Linked DNA regions of Homo sapiens: all the other regions are linked to region 3. Evidence: chromatin contacts called from ENCODE Hi-C data. All regions are on one chromosome and are shown on one strand. Each heading gives the region's core, a stretch centred on a gene start or an enhancer-like site at or near the end of the contact. The rest is flanking DNA. Distances are from core to core; before and after follow the strand shown.

What was found. A loop is a pair of places that touch in the nucleus more often than their neighbours do. Pooled maps may share reads with other maps.
Region 1: a map with no recorded cell type shows a loop between it and region 3 (4-fold over the local background). The contact joins two enhancer-like sites. A Hi-C loop is called at or near these places in 1 of 168 maps with a recorded cell type or tissue (CD8-positive, alpha-beta T cell), 4 of 37 single-sample maps with no recorded cell type and 8 of 50 pooled maps.
Region 2: a map of natural killer cell shows a loop between it and region 3 (6-fold over the local background). The contact joins the promoter of PHACTR2-AS1 here to the enhancer-like site in region 3. A Hi-C loop is called at or near these places in 6 of 168 maps with a recorded cell type or tissue (CD8-positive, alpha-beta T cell, GM12878, naive thymus-derived CD4-positive, alpha-beta T cell and 1 more), 15 of 37 single-sample maps with no recorded cell type and 13 of 50 pooled maps.

The regions. Positions count from the first base shown.
Region 1 is chr6:143,948,835-143,951,534 of GRCh38, reverse strand. The region is part of intron 6 of PLAGL1 (PLAG1 like zinc finger 1); the gene reads left to right. Among named protein-coding and RNA genes, the nearest start is that of HYMAI, 58 kb to the left of the region's middle. Within about 2 kb of position 1,328, at least 2 of the 41 ENCODE cell types and tissues checked have a DNase peak (open chromatin) inside an H3K27ac peak, as active enhancers do.
Region 2 is chr6:143,568,010-143,570,709 of GRCh38, reverse strand. It overlaps PHACTR2-AS1 (PHACTR2 antisense RNA 1), which reads left to right and starts at 1,371. Exons shown (of 3, transcript NR_027113.2): 1 at 1,371-1,850. It also overlaps a transcript of PHACTR2 not described here.
Region 3 is chr6:142,473,345-142,476,044 of GRCh38, reverse strand. No RefSeq gene overlaps it. Among named protein-coding and RNA genes, the nearest start is that of ADGRG6, 170 kb to the right of the region's middle. Within about 2 kb of position 1,409, at least 3 of the 41 ENCODE cell types and tissues checked have a DNase peak (open chromatin) inside an H3K27ac peak, as active enhancers do.

The sequences.
Region 1 (2,700 bases), core at 79-2,578, 1.5 Mb before region 3:
AGCTTTATTTTTTTCTTTGTACTCCTAGTGTGTTTGGTAAGCAATGAGTCAAGGTTTACATCTGCTGAGAAAGAATGCAGGCGTTTTACTTGCCACCTCTTGTGTCCTTTCTACACGTGTGTTGTCCACACTGCCACTTCTTTCCAGTATAATTGATATGGTGTAGTATCCATAGGGAGAGAATGTGTCTCTTTCCCATTACATCCATAGCTAAATGGTTAGAACATGAGCTGTACATTGACACATGGTTCTATAGTACTTTTAATTCCAGTGTTTCATAAATACTGCCTATTTGTAGGGTGTTTATTTAGGTTACAGTGTGCTTTCAGATCCATTTTGTCTCAGTCGATTGTCCCAGCAGCCTGTTTACATACATCAGGTAACTATCACAAATGAGGAAACTGAAACTCGACACAGATAACATGGGTAAGTTGGAATTTGAACTGGGGAATCTTTCCACTGGATTCACAGAACAAGTGCCTGGATTTATAGCTTCAGGGTAAACACCTGAGGCTCAATCAGTAGCACAGTTGTGTCCAAGGAAAGCACAGCCTTGCCTTCCTCTCCTTTGATGGGAATACCAAGAGTCTGCCTGTGCCGTCCAGGACAGCAGCCACTGGCACTATGTGGCAATTTAAATTAAAGTTAAATAAAGTAAAAGTTTCAGTTTCTCAGAGGCACATTTTGAGTGCTCAGTAGCCATCACATCTGTAACATTTCCATCATTGCAGAAAGTTCTGTTGGACATGCCAGTCATCTCATAAAGCAAGAATTGGGGAGAATCAACTTACTGAGATAAGTTGAGAAAAGTGTATATGCAGGGTGTTAAGTAGGTGAGAGAAATGTAAAACCTTCCCCAACAAAGCAGCTCCTTCTCTGAAGGGGCGAGTGGGACGAGTGCTATTTTGAGTTCAGCTATAAAGGGAATGAGAAAAAGATGCATTTTCAAACTTCATACTCTGTGTGTGTTAGTCTTTTTTAATAAACCTAGAAAGAACACAGAGCAATTCTAAGTGAATGAGTGTGTTTTATAGCTGGGCCGGTATTATGGCCAAACTTAGGCTGGGTGAGAAGTAGAACAGATCATGATACCTAGCAGAGCAAACTCGGCAGGCGGAATAGAATTCCTAGAAGGAGTTATTTTGTTTGTGACCAGGGCTGTTGAGGATTCCTCAAGATAGGGCCTCAGGCATGAACTAGAATACTGGAAGGGAACCAGGGGTTGGGGGAAAGGGGTTTGGGCAGAGCCGGGACAGGTAATTAGTTAAAGTCACACATAATTGCAGAGGTTGTGTGTGCTGCTAGAATCACAGCCGTCACAAAGAAGGTGTGGTGCCAAGGTGCTGGCCGAGGACTCCTGTGTGTCCCCTGGTTTGGATTAGCGCTGACCAAAAGTGCCCGAGTCAGCTTTCACGTTTCCAAGTGGGTGAGGCAGGATGGTGAGGGGTATTTGCTTGGTACCGCGAACTCTGTCCAGACACTGAAAACATCTACAACAGAAGATGAGGAACTCTACAAGTTTCCTGGAATTTTTGCTGGTTAGAAAAGGAATATGTGTTTGGTTATGTCCGTGTGCTACATAATGCTATATTTAAACATGTTTAAACTGTTATTACAATAAAGTTTCATCTAGTTAGACTCATACTTTCTGATCTGAAAGTAACCAAAAAGGTAAGTAAAAATTAACTTTTAACAATAAAGAGCAACTCTAGAGACATGGCAATAAATGACTGCAAGGAGCAGGGAGGGCTTTAAAGACTCACTGCAATTGGTCAGTTTACCATGAAGTGCCCTGCTTACTGGCAAAGTTCAGCAAATGCTGGCCTGTGGACAAAAGCTACTCAAGTGTACTTCACCTAAGCATACAGTACTCTTAATTTTTTTAAGTATTGGCACTTGAAAGGTGAGCATTTGCCCACCTGAAAATCTCTCTCTAGAATAGCACAGGGTGGTAGTGATCCAGGGCTTTACCCTGGCAGGTAGTGGCAGGTAGAGGCCGATTTGAAACCTGCTGTCAGAGTCCAGGGATGAAATGTGGGGGGTTGGTCCAGGTCCTGAGAGTGAAGCTAGGAGGAGACATCTCCAAGTGTAAATTTTTGGAACACAGTTTCTCAGCTTGGGTGGAAAGCCACCCTAGTAAGTGGAGTATTGTTCATGATGCAGGCTCAGACACTTCAGGTTCCTCCAATGATGGCCAATTGGTAGAAAAAGAAGAACCTGGTTTTTGGTGACTCTGGCTGAGTCAGAAGGATGATAATGATTTGGGTTTGAGACAAGTTGGGTTTGAGGAGGCAGTAGGCCCATCTCCTGGAGGTGGCCTACCAGCAGGTAGCTGGATGGGCCCTCCAGGGTAGGGCCAGGGAATGAAGAAAGGTCCATAAACAAAAAAGGAAGAGATTAGTAGAACTTACTAGAGGATGGTGCCTACAAATCTGAACGTGGCCTGGGCTGGTTCCTGAGCTATCAGCTTTGTGCCACCACATCAGTGCAACTAGACTAGACTAGCTTCATGCACATTCTGTTTATATCAGCCCTTCTGCAGAGTAATCTTACAAACAAATTGACTTAGGTGTATACAAATTATTTCTTATCCTCTGGAAGTTTAAACAGGTGTGATAAGCAACTAATGTTATGCCAACAATGAGTGATGAGGAAGAGCCCGTGGTTTGAGTAAGTGTGGGTGATTTTTGTTTATGGACC
Region 2 (2,700 bases), core at 122-2,621, 1.1 Mb before region 3:
GGCTGCTGTGCAAAGGACTGATCTTCATAAAAAGGTGTGGGGATTAGGGAAGGAGAGCAAGCGGGGAGAGGGAGAGCCCCAGGAGAGTGGGGAGGGGCCTGCCACACCTGGGGTGAGTTGCCAGTCACCTCATCAGGACCAGCTCTGGGAGCTGAACTGAAAAGGCACAAAACTGCCAATCGATAGAAAGCTATTGATAGAACATTTTCATGGCTGTATTTGAAATGCAGTCGATGTCACCCCCCAAAAACAATAATATTTACTTCCATGTCACTGGCAAGTGTGTTACTCCTCATCTCACATTTTAATCTCCAGCACAGTGAGAGAAGCCGAAGTACAAACCCTGCATAAGATGACTGTGAGTACAAAGACATTTGTGATTAGGGCCAGCGGGTGGCTGAATGGAAAAACAAATGGGGCTTCACCTGTGACTCAGACCAACAGCAACCTCGTTTTTTAATATCAGCAAAGCAAATCATTATTTCTAAAAATGTCATGCACACATTTTAAATTCTTAAATGTTATGATGCCACGAATGCTGATCTTTGGTTAAATCTGATTTGAGCCTAACACACTTAAGGGAAACAGAATCTCTTAAGAGCAGAGAATAAGGAGAAAAACAATGAAATTGACCTCAAAGGATTGGACTGGGACTTTTATTATTTAGGTTCCTAGATTTAAACATTTTTTATAGTAATGTTTACTCATTCAAAAACATCTACTGAATCGAATTCTGTGAACTGGTTGTCAAAAATGAAAATCTCCTGGTCTGGTGGAGATTTCTTTAAGACATTCCACCATATAACTTATCACACGCAGCACTTCCCAAATCTTCAGTCATTTGAATAGCATTTCTCAGACTTTTGCCATATCTGCACATCAATTATACTTTTATCTGCTGGATATTTCTCCTTAAGTCACTTCATTTTCTCCAATGTTATTGTAAAAGAAGCATTTATGCAACCACTAAGAATGGGAAAGACACATCACTTGCCATAAGTGGAAAAGAATTATACATGTAAATATTTAAAAAACAGGTATGTCTATCTATATTCCACATAAAAATATCCTACATACCACCAGTGGTATGTAGGCCACAGTTTGGAAAATATGGCAATATAATCTAAATAATATAAATACATCAAAATTTTCAGGATGTACTCCCCACATACAAGAAAGGTTTAAAATCAGAGAACAGACTGAGGCCATTTTAGAGATGGAATGTGTAGTCAGAATAAACACAATTGTGCCACTGTCACAAATAATCCCCAGATATCATTGGCTTGACATCACAAAAATGGATTTCTCAATTACATAAAGTCCATTGTGGGCCACATGATTCTCCAAGGAGACTGTTGCCATGGTGACTCAGAGTTGAGGCCAATGGCGGCTCCACCATCCTGTGGCTATGATTCCTGAACTTGTGGTCTCCTCAGTTGATGAGGTGAAGAAAGAAAGCCTGGAGAATTATGCACGAGCTTCTCACTGTCTCAGCCCACAAGTAACACACCTCTTTCCCTCACAGCCCACACTGGCTGGAACCAATCACATAGCCCTGCCTAACTGCAAGGGAGGCCAGAAAGTGCAACACTTTCTCATGGTCACGGGTGAGCACGAAACATCTCTCCAAATATGGGTTGGGAAGATTAAGAGACTAGTCCAGAAGAAAACAGTCTCCAGGGAGAAATATATCTGGGAATAGGAATCGAGAAAGCAACCAAGAGAGCAGAACTGAGTGGATGAGAGGAACTGTCAGACCACATCTGCAGCTCTGATTAGTCAAATCCGAAATGTGCCTGTTGATCTACTATTCCGTGGAAATACTGGAATCACCAGCTCAATAATAAGAGGAAAGTAAATAATACCATACTTGCGTGGATAATTCCCCTCTGCTCATACCTTCATTCAGGTCAACATAGATCTATCATACTCCTACAGTGTATAAGGGACGTGCTAAGCTTGAAGTACATTCATTCTAAAAATCAAAATACAAAGGCATGGGAAGACTAAGAAAATTTCATAAACCTTCATTAAATTATCAGAAATACCTGGGATTCTCAGCTCCATTTATAAAGAAACCAGAGTTACAGTTCTTCCATTACTGATTGCTTTCTGGATTGAATATTTGAACTCTGCTTTAGTGATTCCTCTTGCTTATATGTGGGAGGAAGACCCCCTACCCTGAGCCAGCAGCTGGAGCACAGCCTGAACACACAGGTTCTCCCTCCTTAAGTGTTGGGCTCTAGATTCAAGGTTTGAGTACCATAGCCTTGATCAGCAGAGAGAACTAACTACCTAGTTTCTACAGCTTTGCTTACTGCCTCTAAAGATAGACATTAACACCTTATTTTTGAATATTAATTTAGAGTTTACAAGGGCCCTATAACCTTAATTCATCTCATCTCTGTAACAGTCCTGTGAAGTAAGAATTATGGTACCCATTTCATGGAGGAGAAAACTCAGGGAACTCAGGGGACAATCCTTTGGTGGTATCTCTAGTTGGTGGCAAAACCAGGTCTGGGATTCTGTTCCCTTAACTCTTGAGTGTCACTACTCAGTGGTTTTGTTTTCCAAGGAAGAAGGCCTGGATATTATGGATTTTTTTAAAAAAATCAAGGTAAAGGAAAATATGTAACAACAGAAAATAAGTGTTTATAATATCATGGTGAATTTAGAAAGGGTAAAATTGCGTATGTGATT
Region 3 (2,700 bases), core at 160-2,659:
GAGCCACAGCGTTCTCCACAGGCAACCTTCTCATTTCTGAGAGCATGTGCCAGAGGATGTTCACAGCGGAAACCTGGCTGAGTGTGTTTAAGGGCCCTGTAAAGCATGAAGATAATGTCATTATTCAGAGGCATCGTGTTGAAAAATATTGAAAATGCTTTAAAAGTCAGTTTCTCTTTGTTCTTAACAATTGACTATTCCAGTTTGTCATCATCTTCAGGATTTAGTTTTTTTTTGGTTGTTGTTGCTTTTGTTTTTTACCAAACAGTAATCACTTTTGAGGGTATTGCTATCTCACAATTAATTCAATGAACTTGAGGGATAATGAATATTCAGAGCTGAAAGGTGTTTACAAGATCACCCAGTCTGATAGTTTACAAACTGTGCTCTGAGGAAACCTAAGATTCTAGGGGAGAAAGGAGGAAACTCAAGAGGAAAACGTCTCTTTCAACTCTAGCATTTTCCTTTATTATTTTAGGTTTTGAACTTCTGAATAAGAGTCTTAAAAAGAAAAAAAGGAAAAAACATTCCCTTGGTAAAAATGCTTGAACTTACCTAGTCCAATGCCTTACTTTTTACATAAAAGTAATTAAATAATTTGCTTAAGATCCCACAAAGGGGTCAGTGATGGGGCAAGGACTGGCATTCTTAATCCCTGAATTTGTGATTTCGAGAATCAGTGTGGTACCACGGATAGAGAAAATATTGGTCAACAGACTTGGAGCTAATCATTACCAGTGTGTTTGGGCAAGTCACTTTGCCTTTTTAAAGTATCTTCATTTATAAGAGAATTTTGTTGTATTTTGTTTTCCTTCCTTCCTTTTGCTATAATATTTTCTCTCAGAAATGTGACTTTCAATGAATGAGGAGCAGTGAGATGAAATTTTAAAAGACAAGACTGGGACAATTCTCTCTTCTTAATTGTGCTTGCAAGTTTAGTTTAGCACCCTCCATTAGAGCAGCTTTTGTCTCTTTTATTAACTAATGCAACCCAGAAGACCCTTGCACTTAGTAGCAGATCCGTTAATATTTGTTTAGTAGCTAGGTCTACCAAGCTCCAAAAAATTGAATAAGCCATTTTGTTCTAAGGGATGCGCCACTGTTATTAATGCTGTACTGCCATCTTCTGGTCACATGAATAATTACAGTTGCATCCGTGAAAATGAAATCCTTCAGGAACTTGTTCCTTTTTTGTTTTTATATTGCAGTAATAGCATTTAGAGAAAAAAAATTGTGGGAATATCTTATTGTTGTTATAAGCAAATTTTAAAGGTGATCTTTTTAGAGTAGGAAACGTTTACATTTTCTGTGCAAAATGACAAAAGAAATATGTACCCTCACCTGAGAAAGCCAAGCAAGCCAGGGAGAAGAAAGGCTGGAAGCTAAGGAACAGAGGCACCGGGAGGTAAAAGGAACCAAACCCCGGCGCTGGGCGCCGCCCTGCGGACACTCCGGTCCTCAGCTAGAGGGAAGGGGAGACGGCTGGGCCTATGGCGAGGTGGAAATCCTTCCTCAGAGAACTTATGAACTGTGAGCTTGTGAGAGTCCAGAAACCCTGGGAAAATGCCAGGTCCACTAGCTATAGGCCTGGTTCTTCAAAAGCAAGATTTCCCTCACCATATTTTAAAATAAACCCTTGTGGGCCTTTTTTTTTTTCTTAGAAGCCAAGATACGTTGCTACAAAGTGAGATTTTCCTCTGGGCTACAATTGTGTCCTATAAAATATGGATTGTTCTAGAGAAACTCTAAGGCAATAACTTCGAAAACCATTACATCTGATAAGCATTTCTGCTTTCCTGTTCAAAAAGTGTCCTCCCAGCTGGGCGTAGTGGCTCACGCTTGTAATCCCAGCACTTTGGGAGGCCGAGGCGGGAGGATCACGAGGTCAAGAGATCGAGACCATCCTGGCCAACGTGGTGAAACCCCGTCTCTACTAAAAATACAAAAATTAGCCGGGCGTGGTGGCGCACACCTGTAGTCCCAGCTACTCGGGAGGCTGAGAGACAGGAGAATCGCTTGAACCCGGGAGGCAGAGTTTGCAGTGAGCCGAGATTGCACCACTGCACTCCAGCCTGGCGACAAAATGAGACTCCGTCTCAAAAAAAAAAAAAAAGTGTCCTCCCAACACCCCCCATCTAAGATAAAGTACCTGTGAAGAGGAGACCTTATATAACCCATCAGCAGATGTGATTAAAGACTTTAAGATGGGGGATCATCCTAGATGTGATTTAGGAGAGACCCATGTAATCGCAAGGATCCTTAGAAGAAGGGGCAGGCAGACCAAAATCAGAGACCTGCAATGTGACACTTGCAATGGAAATAGACTGGAATGATGTGGTCACCAGTCAAGGAATCTTGGCCACAGCTTCCAGGAGCTGGAAGTGGCCAAGGATGGATTCACACCTGGAGCCTCTAGAAGGACCAGCCATGTGGATGTCTTTATTTTAGACCTATGAGACTTCTTTCAAACTTCCGACTTTCAGAACTTTAGGAGAATAAATTTGTGCTGTTCTAAGTCGTCAGTTTTGTGGTAATTTGTTATGGTGGCAATAGAAAATGAATTGAGTCTTTAATCAATAAGGGTTGTTTTAACATAATCACCATGCTATTATCACACATCACAAAATTAATAATGCCTTAATACCATCAAATATCATATCCAAAGCTCCTTGATATTATGGTTCTAATCACCTTGTATTG